2 separate regions of the Mus musculus genome follow, and region 1 is linked to region 2. Evidence: chromatin loops called from intact Hi-C (ENCODE). Cell type or tissue: left cerebral cortex. All regions are shown on one strand. Each heading gives the region's core, and the rest is flanking DNA. Links, peaks and the distances in the headings are about the cores only. Region 1 overlaps Letm1 (leucine zipper-EF-hand containing transmembrane protein 1). Region 2 overlaps Nsd2 (nuclear receptor binding SET domain protein 2).

Region 1 (16,360 bases), core at 7,087-12,086, 130 kb after region 2:
GGCTCCCACACTCCCTGTTGTATGTAGTCTTGGACTTCCACTAGAGTTGCTGTGCTTCTTGGACTGTGTCCTGCACCCTGAGTCTCTACCTCGGCCCTCTACCTCAGTCTTAACCAAAAGGGTAGGGTCAGGAGATACCCTTTGCTATCCGCTCAGATTACTGAAGTATGTTCATCTCCTCCTGCTTCCATATCCTGGTCCCTGTCTCTGGAGAACAGGAAACCAGTGTTACTTTCTGTGCACTTCCCTGTCTCTCCAGTTTGTGGTCTCTGGAGGTTTTGTGTTCACTTAGAGCTGTAAGTAATTACTTGGCTCTGCATCATAAGTAGTGCTGCTTCTTGATACAGATTTACTTCCTTAATTTAAAGACAAGTCAGGGGGTTGGAGAGGTGGCTCAGTGGTTAAGAGCACTGACTGCTCTTTCAGAGGTCCTGAGTTCAATTCCCAGCAACCACAATCATTTGTAATGGGATCCAATGCTCTCTTCTAGTATGTCTGAAGACAGCTACAGTGTATTCATATACATAAAGGCTGGCCTTGAACTCACAGAGATCTGCCTGCATTTGCCTTAGCTTCTGCCTCCTGAATGCTGGGATTAAAGACATGCACCACCACACCTAGCTTCGCTTCCTTGGCTCTTCCTGGTGAGCTGGTGAGGCTTTGGGGTTTGGGAGAAGTTGAATTGGATTTGGTATGGAGTCTCTGGGTTTTGTTTTTGGTGGATTTTTTGTTGTCTACATGGTCTGGTTGGTTGGGTTGGTTTGTTTTGTTTTCAGAGTCTAGTTTTACAAAGTGCCAACACCAAATGCAGATCTGTGGGTGCTCTGTGGACTCAGTTTCCCTGCATAAGTCCGCAGAGGTGTGGGTTGCAGGTCCTGTGGTTTATGACTGAAGTGGCCTAGTGTTATTATCCCTTGTTGCAGGCAATTTGTACGGCTAGCCCTGAAGTGCACCATTTGCCAGACCATGCTTCCAGTCTGAAAGAAATGGAAATGTCATGAAACCTACCAAACCACTGGAGATTGGCAGCTTTCTGTTTTGTTTTGTGGAGTTGGGACTAGGACCTAAGACCCTGGGCTTGTTAGATGTGCACTCTACCTACAAGCACATCCTCAGCCCCAAGAGTAACGTTTCATTTTGTTTTTTGTTTTGTTTTGTTTTAAACAGAAGGTTGGCCCTTGATCCTATTTCCTCATCTCCAAGATTTTTGGTTAGAATAGTGATGGTAGTCAGGCTGGTAGCACATGTCTTTAGTTCCAGCAGAAGCAGGCAGATCTTTATGAGTTCTAGGCCAGCCAGACCTATTAGTCAGATCCTGTTTCCCCCCACTACCCCTTTTCCCCCCAAAAAATCCTTTTCCCTTCTCTTTCGGAAAAAGCATCATTTGTTAGGTCCCGACCTTGGCCTCTAAGGCAGCTCCCAGGTGTGGTCTGCCCTCACTCTCCTTTTCCACCGTCCTGCCAAGCTCTTGCTCCTGCCAGTCTATGGTAATAGTTTAGTTCGGCCACTTCACATCACTGTGTTTGCTTGCTGCTCAGCTCACTTGGTAGCACAAGTTCAGGTTATGGCTGCAATCTTGTTGGCACCAGCAGTACCAGTCCCAGTGCCTGTGACTCTGTAATTTCAGGGCCTGCTTCAGCAGGAAGCTCTGCCTCAGGCCAGCTTCAGCCAGGCATACAGCACAGCCACCTCAGGCCATCTTAGCAGACCTCGTCATGGGCTTTCTTTATCTACCCAGCTGCTCATTCTTACTTTAAAGTGTTCTCATTAAGAATATATGCTACGCCGGGCGGTGGTGGTGCATGCCTTTAATCCCAGCACTTGGGAGGCAGAGGCAAGGCAGATTTCTGAGTTCAAGGCCAGCCTGGTCTACAAAGTGAGTTCCAGGACAGCCAGGGCTATACAGAGAAACCCTGTCTCCAAAACAAAACAAAAAAGAATATATGTTACACCTGTCAAGTACCTTTTTGGCATTTAAGATTTTTAAGATTCATATTAGAATGTAAAGAACTGTGCTTTATTCATTTAAAAAAATTCTTTTCTGTGCTGGGAATCAAAACCAGGTCCTTGTCCTGCCAGGCGGGTGTTCTCCATCCCAGGCCTTGTTTGGTGTGAGACATCTCATGATGTGATCCAGGCTAATCCCAAACTCCACTCTGCCTCCCAGTCCCACCATGCCCAGCTTTAACTTTTTTCTTTTAACTATTTTGGACCTTTGCTTTAAAAGCTAATAACTATGAAGTTCTGTTGAGCAGCTTACATATTTTAAAGCAGCACTTATGGATGAGCAGCAGAATCTTTCATTTTAGCTACGCAGTGTAAGAAATCTTTGTGTGTATGCATATTGTAATGCACTTGAGTAAGCACTTGTATGTGGGTGCTAGTATGTGCATGTGGAAGGCACAGGATAACATGGACTGTCTTTTTTTTTCCAACAGCTAGTATTTTATTCAGATAGTAGTCCTGTTACACATGATCCAAGTGCATTCAAGTAAGAACTCAAATCAGAAATTAAAGATTGGTCTCCAGACATCATAGCCAACAATGCCACGTTTGCTTGTGGTCTCTCTGAGATAAAACTACATCCATACCTCAGTGGCCACCAAACCATTCAGCACAGCTTCCTTAACTGTAAGGTGTTTGAAGTTACCAGTTTTAGCACTTTGAGGTATTTTTTTCACGCTCTGAATAGCTGTAGGGATTTCACCAGGGGTTGCTGGGAACCAGCTCAACCTCGGCGTAGTGCCAAAATGTGGCCAGTCAAGGCTTCGAGTCAGTCACGGCAGCGGCCACCATCAACGGTGCCTTCTCCAAAAAGTTATGGATGACCTTGGCCATGGTCTAAGGTGGAAGGAAGGTACCATGGACTGTCTTCCTTGACCATGCTCTCAGTGGATGTGGAGTTTACTGACTGTGCTAGGCCGGCCGGCCAGTGAGCACTAGTGGTCTGCCTTGTCCCTCTCTCCCCTGGAGTGGGATTGCAGGTGCACACCACTGTACCCAGCTTTGACACCGGTGCCGAGGATCCAAACCCAGCTTCTCAGGCAAGCGCTTCACCGACTGAGCCACCTCTCTAACCCGTGCAGGAATTCTTGAATCTTGGAGTTACAGAGATGGTTCATTGGCTATGAATATTGCTATTCTTACAGAGAGCCCAGGTTCCATTCCCACACAACCAACTTCATTTCATAGGGTCCAGTGCCCTCCCTTGTCTTCTGTGGCCACCTAACATGCACATGATACATAAACATGCAAGCAAAATATTGCACATAAATAAATCTTAAAAGGATTCCTGAGTCTAACTCACAGAACCCTCAGAAGGGTTTTTTTAAAAACCCTTGTTGTTTTTTAAAAAGAAAGAAATCTTGAGTCCTGGAGGTGACTTGTAATGGGAAGGTACACATTGGTATCAATTCATTGTGTGTGTTTGTTTGTTTGTTTGTTTGTTTATTTATTTGTTTTGTTTTTGAGACAGGTCTCTTCTTTGTAGCCCAGGCTATCTTAGAACTCACTATGTAAACCAGGCTGGCCTCAAATTTAGAGATTCACCCTCCTCTGCCTCCTGTGTGCTACAATTAAAGGAGTGCACCACCATGCTGGCTGTCTGTCTGTCTACATGTTTATATTTATATACATACAGAGTATCTATGTGTATGAGTGTGCATGTACCATCATGTGTATTTCCAGTCAAAGAACAACTTTTGGGAGTTGATTCTTTTCTTCCACCTTATAGGTCCCGGGGATTGAACTATGGTCTCCAGGTTTAGTAGCAATCACCTTTACCTTGAGCCTTCTTGCCAGCTTCCAGTATTTGGTTCTTCAGTGTATGTGTGTGTGTGTGTGTGTGTGTGTGTGTGTGTGTGTGTGTGTGTGTATACATTATAATGTAGGCGTGGAGGCCAGAGGACAACTTGGTGTAATGGATCTTTCCTTCTGCCATGCAGATCTCAGGGGTGAATTAAGTCATTAGGCTGGCTAGCTAGCAAGTGCCTGTGTCTGCTGAGCCATCTAGCCTACTCTACATTTAGTGCTCACAGTGGCAAAATTTGCTCTGGGAAATTATACCATGCTAAGGGCATCCCTGCAGAGCATAAGCCCAGCATATAATGACGTCTAAGCTCAGAGTCTCATGTCATGAGCTGGAACCAGGCACTTTACTGTTTTTTATGTGTCATCTAGTTCCTCAGCCAGGAAGCAAGTGTAGTCTGATGTGGTATAACCAAGTCTCTAAGTAGACTTGTCTGCACTTCTGGAATCAGGTCTTGATTTTGGAAATTTACTCTGTTAAAATTACTACTCTGTTGTTCTTCCTTTGTGCTGAGGATGACTTGACTCTTAACATCACTTCCTGAAGAACAGAGTGGCTTATCCTGGTTGGTGTCCTTTCTGTCTAGGCCTCTCATGTGGCTGCTAGCTTGCTTTGTGCCTTTCTAGGGGTAGCCTGTGTTTAGAGGCTCTGGAGTGGCTCAAGGAAGTTGTTCTTGTGGGAATGGCCTGTGGGCATACCTCTGACGTTTGTATAATGTTTATTAGAGTTAGAAACACTTGACAGCAGAAGAGGTATCCGTGTCCTCCCCTTCCACACCACCCGTGTATGTGTGTCTGTGTGTGTGTGTATGTGTGTGTGTGTGTGTATGCAAGTGTGTATATGTATGTCAGTCCGTGTGCCCTATTCCTGTTCTTGCCTGCCAGATAGCTGAGAATATGTAGCTGATAGCGTAAGGATCATACAAGCTCATCCTTTGTAAATACTCCTTAGTCTTCCTGATCCTACACAAAGGCTGGACATTGAAGCTGGGCAGGACAAAGGCTCAGGACCCTTATATAAACTATCACCCTTGCTAAGATTCCCAGCTTTGTAATATATGTGGATGGGTGCTTTGTGTTAGTGGTCAACCACCCTGCCCAGTGTCAATGTGTATGTCTCTCTCTCTTTTCTTAACATTTACTTACTTACTTACTTATTTACTTATTTTGGGGGGCAGGAACATGTATATGGGTGAACCTATGCTATGGTGCATATGTGGAGATCAAGGACAAACTGTAGAAGTCAGTTCTCTCCTCTACTGTGTGGACCTCTGGGGGATTGAACTAAGCATGAGACTCGATGACAACCATCCTTACCCACTAAGCCATCTTGCCAGCTCCAGCAGTCTATTTCTTGTTGAAATATTGCGTTTGATTGGTGCTGTTTCACTCCATTTGGCAGGTGATTTTAAAATGAGAAAGGTAAAAACCAGAGGAAGTTGGAGAGGGACAATGGAAGCTGGGCCCGTGGTCCAGCCCCTGCACTAGTGCTAGTTGAACACCAGCAGCACCAACATTAGTTCTGGATCAGTAGAAAGTGTAAGAATATTATTATATCCTTTGGCCTGGGGTGGAGCTTAGTGTTTAGCACTTGCCCTAGCACGTGGGAGGCCTGGGTTCTGTTCTTAGGACTGCCAGACAAACAAAAAAACCTTATCCTGTGACTTGCTACTGTTTGAAATGGCAAAACATTACGCGTTAATAACAATAGTTAGGAGCCTGTCTGAGGCGACAGTGATGGTGGCTCAGTGGTGCAGGCCTGATCCCAAGCCTGTTGACCTGAGTTTGACACCTGAGAGCCACGAGATGGAAGGATGGACTCACCCTTCAACAACAACAACAACAAACTCTGACTTTAAGAGCAAGATCTTGACCCAGCCGTTACCCAGAGTGCTGTGTTGCCTGCTTCATCTTTGTATATGTATGTGTCTTTGCCTTGGCTTGTTGGTCCGTACACCTGCAGACATCAAGCCTTCTGTGGAAGCCACACTCTTCCTCACTGAGGATGGGAAATTGATGTTTAAGTCTGATGATGTACTTGTCCCATGTGCAGAGCTGTCTTCCCCTGTATTTGGAGGTGAGGCCAAGCAAGGTAAGGTAGGAAGTAGGGCCTGCATCTCTCTGTTGGTAAGTAGCTGCGTGGCACTCTGGAGCTGATTGGACTCTGTCTTGTTCCATGTGGCCTCACCCTGAGTGATGTAACACTGTGGTTCAGGAAAGAGTTGATTCAGGGGTCTCTTCACAGCCTCAAGATTGCAGAGCCAGGGAAATGCAGAGGTGTGGAGCTATGGAGCGGGTGGGAATTGGAAAGAGATTGACAGCACTTTACAGGACCCCAGGGAGACAGATTAAGAGGACTGGCTTACATGCTCACAGACACTTTCTTGTTGTCTTCACTCGTCCACAGACATGTCTGTACCACTCTTCTCTGCTTGCTGTAAGATCAGTGTGGGCTTATGGTCTGTGACAGAGTACAAAGTTGGGGTTTGGGGAGTGCTGTAACCAATGATGGCACCAGAGCTGAGCTTGCAGCTGGAGCTTTGGACCCCAGTGAGTCCCATGCTTGGATTCTTTGTGGGCTGATGGTGCTCTTTGCCAGCTTTCACTGGACACCACACACTGAGCTGAGGCCATGCATATCACTGATCTTACATGAGCCTGCCTATGAGGGGACTGTAGCTCTGGAAAGTCATACCATGCTTCCCATTGCCTTGACAGGGCCACCACTTTTGGCTCCCTTTGTGGTAGGTGTATTTTAATATGAGATTACAGAGGAAGCTCCTGAGTTATGACATTATTGCAGTTATAGCAAGTGGGCCAACATTTTGTGTGTGTGTGTGTGTGTGTGTGTGTGTGTGTATGTGGTGTTGTTGCTTGAGACATGGATTTTACTAAGTCAATACTGGCTCACTGAATTGCTCTGTAGCCCAGGGTGTTTATTGTGTGTAGCAGAGGTGCATGTCATGGCACCAGGATAGAAATAGAGGACGTTTACTTACAGGAATTGGTTTTCTCTTACCTGTGGGTCCCAGGGGTCTAACTCAGGTCGTCAGGCTTGGCAGCAGTCATATTTATTCACTGAACCATTTCACAGCCCAGAGCTGCAGCTTTTAAGCCTACTATGGACAATCTACTTCAGAGCTCCAGTCCTCACACGGGAATCTAGCCAAGTGCTAGAGGCAGAGAAAGGGGGTTGTGGGAACCCACCACAGATCTCTAGAGTAAATTTGGAGTTTGTGGCCGCCTAGAGATGGAACTGTTAATCACTGGTAGGGAGAGGTTGCTAATGTACATTTCAGACCTTGAGGAGGACTGTACAGATCGGTTGTTTATGTCAAATGGTAAGCTCAGTGCTGACCGTGGCTCCGTGTGGGCTCTGGAAAAGGCCTTGCGGTATAACTCTCAGCTCCGGGCTAGCTAGGCACTATCTCCTCTGCAGTTGGTCTTATTTGTCATCACGCTGTGAGTGGGCACTACTTGGGTTCCAGGCAGCCCTGTGAGCCTGATCCAGTGTGGACAGAGAAGTCTAAGGTTCTTAGCTAACAGCTTCTGGCTGTGGCCTCACCTTTTTTAGGGCCATTATGTAGCCTTCATTCTGGTGAAGAGGTGTAGGCCTGATGACATATGTGCCTCTCATCCCTCTGTGGCAGGTGTTGGATAGGTACGTTCCTCAAAGAGTATACTAAGGGAGAAGTGGACAGAGGTGGGGCGTCATGCTAGAGACAGGTAAGGGATGGGCCCTGGACTCTTCTTTGGGATTTCCCTTTTACTCTAGTGCCTTCTGTCAACCAAGAGTCACTTGTTGAGAGAGAATATCCAAACTGAACAGACTCTTGACTCTGTACCCCATATCCTCAAACCCTACGTCCCGTGCCAGGGGTTAGGTAGAGTCTGGTCAAGCTCTGCTGTGTGTACATGTCACACTACTGATGTGTGTCTTGGGGGACTTATGAGTTAGGCCAATGAGGCTCAGGTCCTAGCTTCACATGAAGCCCTCCCAAAGGCTCCCTCCAAGAAAGCAGGTACTTACATACTTCGATCCACCATGAAGTATAGGTTGATGTTTGGTGCTGAGTGGTCAGATAGGTGGAAATTTCTCATTGCTGCTTTTGTGTTTTTTTCCTTTTCAAGGAGTGTTCTGTCTCGTTGCTGTACTCCAGCCCACCCTGTGTACCTCTGCTTCAAAGGTGAGCCCCTCAGCTGTTGGACTCAGAGGCCTGAGTGCCAGGGCACCGCAGCAAGAACAACATGGACACCTGCCTCTGCAAGGCTGGTGGTTACGGGACCTCAGTACCTTCCTGTGCGCGGCTGGCACTCATCATCTCCGCTAGGAGAGGACTCTGTGATAGAGAAGTCCCTTAAGTCCTTAAAAGACAAGAATAAGAAGCTGGAGGAGGGCGGCCCCGTGTACAGCCCGCCCGCGCAGGTGGTGGTGAGGAAATCCCTCGGGCAGAAGGTACTGGATGAGCTGAGGCACTACTACCATGGCTTCCGCCTGCTCTGGATCGACACCAAGATCGCTGCCCGGATGCTCTGGCGCATCCTCAATGGCCATACGCTGACCCGCCGGGAGCGCAGGCAGGTATGGGACACACCCTGCTCCTTTGATCTGCTGCAGGTTATGCTCTACTCCTCTGGATAAAACGTCAGTGGAAGTTTATAGAAACATAAGCCTAGCTCATGCTACAAGTGAGTTGTCATGCCAGTGCTGACACACTGTCTCCTCCGTTGGTGATTTCCTGCAGCTTTGGCGTCTCTGTTTCTGCCTCTAGTTTCTTTTCGGAGACACTGTGTCCCTCTGCAGAAGTTTCTTAAAGTTATTTCTTTGGCTCTGTGGGTCTGGTATGTAATTCCTTCTGTCCTTTAGCTATGAAAAGACCCTTCCTGAGACTAGAGATATGGCTCAGTCATTAAAAACACTTGCTGTTTTTTCAGAGGACCTGTATTCAATTCCCAGCACTTAGATAGTGGCTTACAACTATACTGTGTGATACCAGTTTCAGGGAATCCCATACCTTCTTTGGGCCTTGCAAACCAGGCACACATGTAGTACCCTTACATACATTCAGGTAAAACATTTATACACAGAAAATAAAAATAAATCCTAAAAAAGTAGGGGTCGGGGTAGGGGAGTCTTAAACCAAATACGTGGTGGCTGTGCCTGTGTCCTGGCCACCTAGGAGCCTAGAACTCAAGGATCTCAGGTTACCTAGGTAACCCAGTGCTATTGCTTTCTGTCTGCTGTCAGCTGAAATAGTGTCCTAGCCGACAACTGGGCTGTTGTGTGCATGGGATTTTACTTCTAGAAGTGCTGTGTGTGTGTGTGTGGTGTGTGTGTGTGTGTGTGTGTGTGTGTTGGCTTGTTACCATCAGTTTTTTTTTCTTGGTAGGATCTTTGTCCTTTTTGTTTTGTTTTGTTTTTTAGTTTTTAGTTCTTCCTTTTAAGTATTTAACATTTCTGAATATCTTTCACTCCTAAAATGAGAATTTCTATTTTCTAATATTCGTGGGAGATGGGTTCATTCTTTATTGTGGACTTTGCCCATGGTGAGTGACTTGTGTGCATGTATGTGATTCCGTATGGTTTTTGTTTGTCTTTTTCTTTTTCTTTTTTTTTTAAGACATGGTCTCCTGTAACTCAGGGAGCCTCAAACTCACTATGTAGCTTATGTTGACCTTAAACTTCTGATCTTGCTTCCACCTTCCAAGTGATTATACACCTGTGCCACCATGCTTGGCTTATACAGTGCCAGGGTGGATTGAACTCATGTGTCTTAGTTGGTATTCTGCTGCTGTAAAGAGACAGCTTTTATAAAAGGAAACATTCAGTTGGGGCTGGCTTACAGTTTCAGAGGCTTAGTCCATTATCATCATGGCGGGGTGCACAGTGGTATGCAGACTCTATGTCCAGATCCACAGACTGCAAGAAGATAGAAAGAGAGAGAGAGAGAGAGAGAGAGAGACAGACAGACAGACAGACAGACAGACTGGGCCTGGCTTTGGCTTTTGGAACCTCGAAGCCCAGTGACACACTTCCTATAACGAGGGCACACCTCCTAATCTTGAGAAAGTAGTGCCACCCTCTGGCGACTAAGCATTCAAATATCTGAGCCTATAGGGCCATTCTCAGTCACCAGGCAACCACTCTACCTACTGTGCTACATCTCAGCCCTGCTTAGTGATTCTGTACTACTTTCAAAGGAATCTTAACTCTGGGAACCCTGGGTGAAGTCGGTGGTAAGCCATCTTCTCCGTGCTGTACGTTTCTCTCTGGGTGCTGGGAGACCCGTGGGGCTGTGTAGGATCACGCCTAGGTGGGGGTCTGTGTCTGCTCTTTGTTTCTAGCTCTTGGGGATTTCCCTAACTTATTTTGTGGGCTTTAGTTTGATTTTTAAATAAATCTTTTACTTTCAAATGTAACCGTGGACCTTTATGCCTACCTCAGTTCCCACGGAGACTATTTATAAGCTTTTGACCTTATAGCTAGGCATTGTTACCCACCTGTTCATAACTCAATTATCCCCTTTATACTAATTTAAGTCCTGCCACATGGCTAGTTAACTGCCTCCTTCCTTCCTGGCCTGCTTCTTCCTCCGTGTCTGGCTGGCTGAATCTCCCGCACCTGGCTCCTTCTCAGTATTCTTCCCTCTGTCTGGAAGTCCCACCTTACTATTCTGCCTTCTACTGTAGGTAGAGTTTTTATTTTAATCATTCAGAAGGTGCCTTAGGCAGGCAAGGAAGGACAGAGACACATCTTTACACAGTGTAAAAATACATCACTCCAACAAGATAACTTTAGATCCATAGAGAACTCTTAGCAAGTGACAGTGCTGTGCTTGGACCCTCCACCTCAGTCCCCTCATGTTTCATAATGGTCATGGCTTAGCTTTCTACTTGGCTAATATCCAGACTTGATTCAGTTTTCCAGCTTTCCCACTGATATTCTTTTCCTGGTCCACGACCTTAACTTGTACCCTGTGGGTGCCACTACTTTGTGAGGAACACTAGCTGTGTCCTGAATCCCAGGCCCTTTGGGGGCTTATTTAGCATTTGTATGCCACTCAGGCAGGCGACTCTTTATCCCTAGGGTAGAACATCACAAGGCATCTGGCCCAGGTAGCATTGCCTCCCCTTGTAGGACACAGAAAGCCCATCTACAGCTGATGTCCTTACAGTACCTATGCCCACCCAGCCTGGGCTTCTGCCCCCGCCCCACCCCCACTCCCCGCCACGCTCACTGCTCACTGTGCTCCTGCTGGTTTTCTGTGTGCAGTCAGAACGCACGTTCAGAACAAGCGCTGGTCCTCCCCAACCCACTCTTGTATGTCTCTGGGAAGCCTCTGCTGCTGTCAACTCAGCAGAATGGACAACCTTTGCAGGTGCTCAGGCTCAAGCTGTGGCCGCCCTCAGAACCTGTGTTCTTCCAGGGTGCTTAGGAGTCACCCAGACTCTCAAACAGAGCCCAGGTCCAAGTGGTTCATACTTCCTACCCTTCTTGCCATGCATTGTGGGCAGAGGGGCCACCAACTGCACCCCAGGAACAGCTGTCCTTTTAAAGAAGTAAGATGTATACTGGCGGTCCTCTTCCCAGACAAAGGCAACCTCTGAGCGGCAGTCTGACCATGTGGTCCAGCCTTGGCCTGACCTTACTTTCTCAGCCCAGCTGCCCCGTGTTAGATCCTGGTGTGCTTTTGTGCTGTTCAGAAACCTGCTCTCTCACCTGGTGATACCTTTGCATTGGGCAGGCTGAGGCCCCTTCATGGGCAGTGGGCCCATGCTTGTGTATTTATTATAGCCTGGTCAGCACTTGCAGATGCCTGCTGAACCTGCATAGATTGGAAGTGGTAGTCCAGGTGTGGTAGTGCACACAACTTTAATCTCAGTAGTTGGGAGGCAGGGACAGGAGGCTCTCTGTGACTTCAAGGCCAGCCTGGTCTACATAATGAGTTCCAGGCCATGAAGGGCTACATAGTGAGATGCAATAAACAAAAAATAAACAAACAAATGAAAAAAGAAGGAAACTAGAAGTGGTTGATGCCATAACACACGTGGGCATTTATTGTATCTGTGTTGTGTGTGTTTTTGAAGTAGGGGAGATGCTGTCACCAAGTTCTCATGAGCATGGTAAGCCATCCCCGTGGGAGCTTAAGACATACCAGCGCTCCTACAAGGGTATGAGACCTCTACTCTTCTGGGTATGAAAATTTGGATGGTGCCCCTATCCTACTCCCTATTTGAAGCTGGAGAAATGACTTACAGGGAAGAGGATTTGTTCTTGCAGAGAACCTAAGTTCAGCTCCCAGCACTGGTATCAGGCAGTTGTCTCTCAACCACCTGTAACTTCTACCTTGGGGATCCCTGTACCTACTGCTGGCCTCTCTAGAAGCCTGCACTCACACGAACATTTTCCCATATACACACACACACATCAATAGCTGTGTGATCATATATATGTATGTACATGGCTCTGGTTTCTCAGTCCTTACAGCTCTATGTCACTTGTCCACCGGCACTTTGCACGCCAGTAAAGAGCTAGCTCAGTGGGCTGAGTATGTTAGTGGTAAAGCACGTGTTTAATGTATATACAAGAGGCCTTGGGCTCTTTCCTGGCACACACCGAGAAAGAAAAAAGAAAGCTAGCTTCTTGATTTGCTTTTGCATTGAAGTCCATCTAGACACTGATGTACTAGGGTCACATTTTTTAACAATATCAAATATGTGTGTGTGTTTAGAAAACTTCTTTTTGTTTTATGTGTATGAGTGCTTTGCCTGTATGTATGTGTGTATGTGCATGCCTGTATCCTCAGAGCCCAGAGGAGGACATCAGATCTCTTAAGACTGGAAGTACAGATAGTTGTAAGTTGCCATGTGGATGCTGGGAATTGAACCTGCGTCCTCTGCAAGAGCAGCAAGTATTCATAATCAGTAAGCCATCTTGCTCCCCCTGTTTACCTTTTTATCCCCTTAGACGGGGTTTTACTATGTAGCCAATGCTGTCCTGGAACTTGATATATAGGCCAGAATGGCCTTGACCTCATAGTGATCCATCTGGATCCACCCGTCTCTGTCTCTCAAGCCAGGACAAAAGGCTGCACCGTTACTCCCACTGTGTAACCCAGGCTGGTTTTGAATTCAAAGTCCTCTTGTTTGTCCCTCCCAAATGCCATACCATCATTATGCCTGGCTCCCCAACCCAAATTTATTCTTCTCCTTCATTTGTGTTTTTTTTTTTTTTTTTTTTTCGAGACAGGGTTTCTCTGTGTAGCCCTTGCTGTCCTGGAACTCACTCTGTAGACCAGGCTGGCCTCGAACTCAGAAATCAGCCTGCCTCTGCCTCCCAAGTTCTGGGATTAAAGGTGTGCGCCACCACTGTCCAGCGAAATTTTATTCTTTTAATTAAAATATATGTTTTTTGGGGCTGGCGAGATAGCTCAGCAGTTAAGAGCACTGGCTGCTCTACCAAAGGACCCAGGTTCAATTTCCAGAAGCACATGACAGCTCACAATTGTAAGGAACTCCATTTTCAGGGGATCTGACACCTCACACAGACCAATGTACAGTCAAAACACCAATGTACATAAAGTAAAAATAAATCATAGAAAAAAGGAAACAATGCATGTTTTTTATGTGTATTATATATACCACATGTGTGCAAGAGCCCACAAAAGTCAAGTCATTGAGAAATGATTAGATTGTCAGGGCTGTAATCTAATGCACTCTAACCCTAGGTGGAGGAAATGAGATAAATCACTGGAGTCACTGCCCTTGTGACTCTGTCTTTCTCTGCTTCCTTGTTGTTGCCTCCTGGCTACCCTGATGTGAGCTTCTTTGCTCTGCCAATACATGGGTACCATGATGGGTGGAAACTTCTGAGACCATGAGCAAAGATAAATTCTTCCTTTGGCTGAATTGTTCTCTCAGGTGTTTTAGTCAGTTATAAGAAAATGTGTTAATACAGAATGTTGATACCAGAAACAGGGGCATGCATCATTAACCCTGACCCTGCAGTTCTTAAGCCTTTGGGATGGTATAAGGAATAATTTGTACAGAGCTTAGTGAGTGATTCTGTCAGGAGCTCAGAAGACCAAAATTCTGACAGAAATATGGCCAGTAAAGATCATGTAGTTAGTCAGGGGCTAAAGTATTTGCTGTAAAGCATGAGGCGGAGTTCAGATTCCTGGCACCTGCATTAAAGCTGGACTTGGTGGCACATATCTATAAACTCTGGGGTTGTGGAGACAGGCAGGATTTGGGACCACTGGTTAGCCAGCACAGCTGAAACATCAAGCTCCAGGTTCAGAGATGGTCTCTTCAAACATTAGATGGAGAGCAATAATGAACGAATGACACCTAATGTCAATTGTGGGCCATGGCACACACATGCATGCCACCAACATTAATTTTCAGTTGGAAACAGGACTTGATTGAGAATTGGGCTAGAGGCCATTCATGTTCTATTCTGGCAAAGAACTTGTCTAGATTTCATCTGTGTCTTCAAACTGTGGGAGCTTGAGTTTAAAGTTTATAGACTAATTTTTGCAGTGGAAATTTCAAGAAAAACATAGTCAGGATGTGGAATAGTTTATTCCTAGATGTTTTTACCAGATTTATAATGAGGTTCAAGAGCAAAAAACTTGAAAAACTTGCACTTGGGCCAGAAAACCCAGTAAAAAGTTGCAACTAAGGATGACTGAGACCATGGGGCTGGAGAGATGTCTCAGTGGTTTAGAACACTTGATGATCTTGCAGAGGACCTGTATTCAATCTCACAACCATCTCTAACTCCTCTTAGACACCCTCTTTTGACCTCTCTGTGAACCAGGCCACACATGCTGTGCCTACCTACCTACCTACCTACCTACAAGCAAAACATTCATACACATAAATAAATCAAAATAAAATTATACATAGAGATTGGAACCATTAAAAATAAGCGAGTACTTTCTAAGATGTTAGAGCATCTAAGAAATTGTCTAGACCATGGCCTGTAATAGACTCCACTATGGAAAATTATAAACTCATTTGAAGGACTTCACAGGCCCCCTACTTGTAGGGGGTGGTCCAAGACATCTTTCGAAGATTGTTATCTTATCTAAATTGTCTTCTTTTGAGCCTGTTTTGTTTATTTCATGCTCTGTGTATCTGGTGACCTGTAAGTTAGTACCTATCCCTTTTATTGAAGGCCATTGGCATGCAGTTTGGATTCTAAGAGAGAAATAGGTTTCTGAAGTATCTGCCAAGAGCTCTCGAGTCACCTCACCATGTTGCTCAGTTTGTAGTGAGGGTGGGAGAAATACCTCTGCCTGCTCTGTCACTGCTCATGAACCCACATCTTTGCAGTTTCTCCGGATTTGTGCGGACCTCTTCCGTCTAGTGCCCTTCCTGGTGTTCGTGGTGGTGCCCTTCATGGAATTCCTGCTGCCTGTAGTTGTGAAGCTCTTCCCCAACATGCTGCCCTCTACATTTGAGACCCAGTCTATCAAGGTAAGGAAGGGCACAGGGACTTTGAGTACACTTGAATGAGTCTAGTCTGAGGACTGGGGACATAGCAAAGCAAGTAAAGAGATACTTGCAGGAAAGCACAAGGTCTTAAACTTAAATCTCTGCAGCCATGTAGAAACCAAGCAGGGTAGTGCACCGCTAACCTCAGTGCTCCTATGACAAAATGTAAGGTAGAGACAGGACAGTTCCCAAAAGATGGGGTGCCAGCTAGTCACAAGCAACAAAGAAGAAACCCTGTCTCAAACAGGTAGATGGTAAGGACCAAGGTATCCTCTGATCACACCCAGTGTCCACACTCATGTAAGTCAACATACACATACACACACCAAATAGAAAATGAGTCTAAAATTCTATCCAGACCTCCACACACTGTTTCATATGTGTCACTGGTTCTTTTATGAAGCACCAGCTGAGTCGAGTGATTGATCAGACCAAATGACCCCAGAGGTCCCAAAGCCTCACTGTATGGCCCCTGATGGAACAAGTTTACCAACTTCTGCTATTGAGGTAGGGCTAGGGATTCACATGAACCATTTGAGAAATATTTGAGTATATCTTACTTAGATTTTGTTCCTTGAAGGGTATGGCATGTGGGAGACTTTTCTTGCAGTGAGCAGCAGTCTGAGCAGGCTTTGAACCTACTTTGTATGGTAGAGACAGGTAGTGGTGGCGTGCAGAGGGTCCGAGTAGGACTAGAGTATAACCTTCACTTTGCTCTCACAGGAGGAAAGGCTGAAGAAGGAGCTGAGGGTGAAGCTGGAGCTGGCCAAGTTTCTCCAGGACACCATAGAGGAAATGGCCCTGAAGAACAAGGCAGCCAAAGGGAATGCCACCAAAGATTTCTCTGCATTTTTCCAGAAGGTGCAGTACTCCCCGTGTCACATGATGATTCAAATGTCAAGCACTATGAGTCTTTTCTTCCCTCTTCCTTCCTTCTGCCGCTGCTACCGCCGCTGCCACCACCACCACAACTGCTACTGCTGCTCCTCCCTCCTTCCTCTTCCTTTCCCTCCTCCTCTTCCTCCTTCTCCTCTTTTTTTTCTTTTCTTCC
Region 2 (5,000 bases), core at 1-5,000:
GATGCCAAGGCTCCTGAGTAGTATGGAAGATGGGCAGTTTTCATTTGTTTATGTCACATTAAGGAAGAAGAAACTGGAGTTGATATTCAGAAAGAAACATCTCTGTCAGATTCAGGACACCTATCACACCCAGAGTCACAGCCCTAGGCCTGTTGGAAAGGCCAATCACCCCAGATTTGTAAATAGGTCTTCGGTTGGTTTTTAGAGTTAGTGTTATTATTCATTAATACTTTTAGAAAGGGGAAACTGTCTTAACATGTCCACAATCATTTCCTTCAGAAAGACTATAAAATAATTTGGAACCAAAAATCCCAAGATTTTACTTAAGTTTTTTTTTTAAAGTTAATTTGTTCCCAAAGTGTACTGCAGAATCAGCTCTGCTGCTGTTCTCTTCCGCAGAAGCTACTCAGCTGGTAGGAAAGGATGGTTTGGGACAAGATGGGCCCACCATGGAGCCTGGGGGCCATGTGCATGTGAGGAGGCTATGTGGCCTATCACTACATCAGCCTTTCAAATTGGGACCATAAGTAACAGAACTTTATGAACTAGTCTAGTATTTTTATAGAGCAATTTGAGCCAGATTAAATTCTAAACTGAAAAGTGTTCCTGACCTTGTCCAGTCAAATAGGCGTCTCCAGAGGTAACTAGGCCTGTGCCTATGGAAGCAACAGGCTGCCTGCAAAGCTGCTTCAACTTTTGGGGGACTACTATAGAAGTGCCAAAGGAGTGGTCTCTGATCAGTGCTCACGACATGCTCGGCTTTCGGGTGTCATGACTGATGCTGACCACTAAGAGTACTCAGTCCTGGTTCAAATGGAGACTGCAGTTCTACAAGGCTAGAGAGCAGCAGGACAGCAGTGAGTAGCAAACCTTGGGGACTTAATGGCTAGTTTAACTTTGTGGTTTTTCCAAAGCCATCCATTGTTGATGCATTGTGTGCACCTTCCCTCCCAATAGAAAGAAAGCATGAGGTTTCCTTTCTTGGTGTCCCAAGCTCTCCAAGGCCTGGGAAGGCAGAAGCAAGCCAAAGGACAGACAGTCTAGTAGTCCTTGAGCTGGACCTTTAAAATAAATCACTTAAATCTCACAGGGAAACAGATACCATCAGTCTTGACCACCATGAAACCAGGTGGAGAGAGAACGGGCAACCAGCTTTAGGCTCCAAAAACAAATGCACCAAACAGAAAGCATTAGCCTAGGTTTCAGGCTGCCTTGTGCCACCCCCCCACCCCCACCCCAGATACTGTGGTTACCTCCCTCTGTGCTCAATAGTTTATATCTGCCCGACAACTCAGATACAGTTTAGCTGGTAATGTGTTTTAGCAAAAGTATGTTGGGAATAAATGTCAGAAACATACCAAGTGACGAAAATGTACAAGGTTTTCAGAAGACATTAGAGAAAAACAGGCAAAACAAAGGCAGCTGCTCTGCTCCACAGGCCACACTGCTGTCACTGGTCATGTCCACAAACAGGGAAGCCACGAGAGGAATCTTACAACACCACAACCACTCAAAGTGGAAACAAAGCACTTTGAGGAAAAATTCACATTAATACAAAGAACATAGGCTATTTCAAACAGAAGAATTACCAATCCTGATCGGAAGGAGCCCAGGGCTGGAGGCCCAGTCTGCCCTGAGTAGGTGGGCAGTATGTGAATAGAAGCCTGCACCATCAGGACAGAGCTAATGGTGACCTTTAGAAAATTCTTTGTTTCAGGTAAGATAAAAGCATTTCACATGCCAGTTAATCTTCAATCATAACTTTAATCTAAAATAGAAATGGGAGGGCACCTTGACGCTGGGTCTCAGATTCAAGTGTAGAGGTGGCGCTGTGTAGTAAGGCTTGTTTATCCTGGCCCACCAAGCCTGCCTGCAGCTGACAGGCATCAGTGCAGACGCAGCGCAGCTGCTGAGGATGGCTCAGTGGTGGGAGGAGCTGCCTCCCACCCAAGCAGGCCTATACACAGCGCTAGGAGCTGGGTCCTTGGGGTGGGTGCCGTGCTTGCCTTCCCACTGTCTGCAGGGCTGGCTGCCCCACACCACCCCAGGATCTGACCAAGCGCTATTTGCCATCTGTGACCCTTCGCCAGCACCGCCTTTTCTTCCTCTTTCCTTTTGACTTCAGTGATTCTGGAAAGGGTTTCTCAGTCTTGGTGCTACTTGAAGAGTCTGCCCTCAAGTCATGCTCACAGCAGTAGGACTGCCCATCCTGGGTGGAACGGAAAGCAGTCCCATCTTGGTGTTCCTTACAGAATGAGTTGGGGCAGAGGTGGCAAAATGAGGTAGAAGGTTTGCCACATACATCACAGTGATGCCAAGGACATTCCCACTTCCCTGCAATAAAGCACACTATCAGCAAATGGAAGTAACAGATTCAAAGTTTCAGTATATTCAGGGTGGAGAAGAATGTTTTTTGAGGGGTACTAGGGACTGAACCCAGGGCCACAAGCATGTGCTGTAGCATTGAGCTGATATCCATCCATAGTCTTATTTTTCTTACAAGAGATACCCATCTCAATATGTTCCTCAAGGTGACCGGGATCTTTATAACTAGCCATCCTCCTGCTTCAGCCTTGAGTTGGTGGGCCAACTGGGACATATCAGCATACCTAACTTAAAATCACTTTTTTATTTGGCTAGTCAAATAAATACAAATTAACACAAGAGCCTGCTTTTCATTTCCGTTGCCAGAGAGAAGCTTGTAATTGGTGCTCAAAGGCCAGGCAGGTACTAAGTGCTGCGGACTACAGCATACATCCTGCCAACTGCAGCATCACACCAGACACAGCACACTAACACTAGCAGGTGTCTACTGATGGCAGTGGCCCTGACCTGCCCCCTCCCCATTTTAAAAATTGAGACAGGGTTCCTTTGTGTACCTCTGAATATCCTAGAGCAGGCTGGTCTTGAACTCAGAAATCCACCAGCCTCTGCTTCCCAAGTGGTCAGATTAAAGTTGTAAGCCATTATGCCTGGCTTGTGCTTTGCCTACTATAAGGAACCAGTTTTCTGCTTAGATATAAATCTCTCAAGCTCTTTGTTAGAATTAAGGATAGCTGTCAAATCCACTACAGATATGTAAAGCCATTTCTGGTCTTTGAGTGAAATCTTTGTATTTCATCCCGATGCTATGATCTCTTGAGTATGATGTAGAGGTAGTAAGACACAAAGCCTATTCTATTGTCTTCCAGAGAGCCAAATCTGTGTGGCTCCATCTTAAATAGCAATTCCTGCTAACTCTAATGTCATCTCTAGGGACAGACAGTGCCTGTAAGTCCTTGAGAGGGAGTTAGGTGAGGTGCCTAACAACCAGGTCCTCCAGTCACTGAGACTAGTCTTAGTGAGGCTGCTGCAGTGGAACCTGTCTTTTCCAATATCGTCCTGCCTGGTGCATACCACTTTGGATCTTGGTGCTAATGAAATGACCACTCTACACTGGGCTTAGAAAGCTACTGCCTGACCCCATCCTAGACTTCAGCAGGTCCCCTGGCCTGGAGACATTTACCACCTGACCTTCCCATGAATTTGCAACCTGGTAAGGAAGGTCCAGTCAGTAAAGAAAGTCCTAGTAAGAACAGCAGGCAAGCCCTCTGTAAGTCATCAGAAACTGGCTGGGTGCTGGACACCTACCAAAGGGCCGCTTGCCCAAACCGAGGCAGGATAGGTGGTAGGCCTTGGTACAGAACTTGCGGTCACACAGCACCAGCTGCCCACCATCACCACAGCGGAAGCACTCATCCTCTGACTGCCGTTTTCCTTCACCCTTGGCTCTGCGCCTTCTGGTTTTCTTCTTGGCCTTTTTACCCTTTTCCTCTGATGAAAGGGATGCTGATGTCTAGAATTAAGAATTAAGCATAGTTCTCATAAAATTCAAACTGAAGCAGTAATAAAAAGACAAACTACACAGATGCCCAAAAAGCAAGGTCCAGAGGGACATTACAGATCCCTAGGGTGTTCCAACATAAGGGTGCCTGAGCTAGAAATGTAGCTCAAGGCTGTAGGTTCCATTTCTAGCACCACAAAAGGGTATACTCCCTACACAGAGAAGAAGGTCATGGCCAAGGGGATGATCCACTACACCTTAAGCAACTCCTGCTAAGACAGAAGACACAATATACAGGCTCAATAATGTCATGCATGGGATCTGCTAACAAAGACGTCAGAGTACTGACCTGTTAGGAACTTCTCTTAGCTAAGAATTCAATTATAAGCAGCACAGATAAGGGCAACCCAGTGTCAAAGCAGCTGTCCTTCAGAATATATCTAGAGGATGAGCTCATTCTACAGCTCAGGGTAGAGATGCCCATGATAGCCTTGGCCTTTTGCATGTAAGGGGTACCCCAAAATTCATATTCTCCCAAGGACCTTGGAAACGTAATTTTAGAAGTCATTGTGAATGAAGTTACAAGAGCTAAAGAGATGGCTCAGTGGCTAAGAGCACTGACTGAATTCAAATCCTAGCAACCACATGGTGGCTCACCACCATGTGTAATAGGATCCGATGCCCTCTTCTGGTGTGTCTGAAGACAGTGACAGTGTCCTCATCATATATAAAAAATAAAGAAATTTTAAAAATACAATAAAAATCAACACTGGCACATCAAGTAAGCATGGCTTGCAATCAACTTGAAAGGGACTGGTGTCCAAAAGCTGTAACTCCGGAGAGCACTTGCCTAGCAGGCATGGGCTCTGGGACCTACATACAGCAATGCAAACAACAAAAAGGTAGCAAGGCAGTGGAGGCAATGGTCAAGATAGACACCAACCACATGGAGCCTCAAGTGAAGCAATGCAACACCAGGATAAGGCTTGCACAACCTAAGAAACACCAGTCATCAACAGGAGCGGGAAGGAGGCCTTACAGACTCTTGAAACTTTTGAGCAAACATGGTCCTGTCAATAACTCTGATTTCACCTTACCTGTGTTCAAGACTGAGTCTACGTTCTTGATATTTAAGCCACACATCTGTTGGTGCTTCATTAGGATAATTCTCACAGAA

Evidence for each region. Hi-C counts contacts between places; a loop is a spot of excess contacts. Peaks named below come from ENCODE experiments on the same cell type or tissue, not always from the same donor. Only the 100,000 strongest peaks of a DNase experiment are listed, where the experiment ranks them.
Region 1: it touches region 2 in a loop (2.2-fold over the local background); 2 of 42 quality-filtered maps call a loop at or near these places.

What each region holds. Positions count from the first base shown.
Region 1 is chr5:33,761,390-33,777,749 of GRCm38, reverse strand. Letm1 (leucine zipper-EF-hand containing transmembrane protein 1) reads left to right here. Exons shown (of 14, transcript NM_019694.2): 3 at 7,939-8,389; 4 at 15,148-15,291; 5 at 16,033-16,170. It also overlaps the pseudogene Gm30708. Among named protein-coding and RNA genes, the nearest start is that of Letm1, 13 kb to the left of the region's middle. In left cerebral cortex, for the core only: a CTCF peak has its summit at 9,850 (motif pointing left); a DNase peak (open chromatin) is centred at 9,902.
Region 2 is chr5:33,892,240-33,897,239 of GRCm38, reverse strand. It overlaps Nsd2 (nuclear receptor binding SET domain protein 2), which reads right to left. Exons shown (of 21, transcript NM_175231.2): 20 at 3,631-3,835; 21 at 1-2,334. The coding sequence ends at 2,063. Among named protein-coding and RNA genes, the nearest start is that of Mir7024, 4.2 kb to the left of the region's middle. In left cerebral cortex, for the core only: a CTCF peak has its summit at 4,528 (motif pointing left); a DNase peak (open chromatin) is centred at 1,948; H3K27ac peaks cover 604 bases.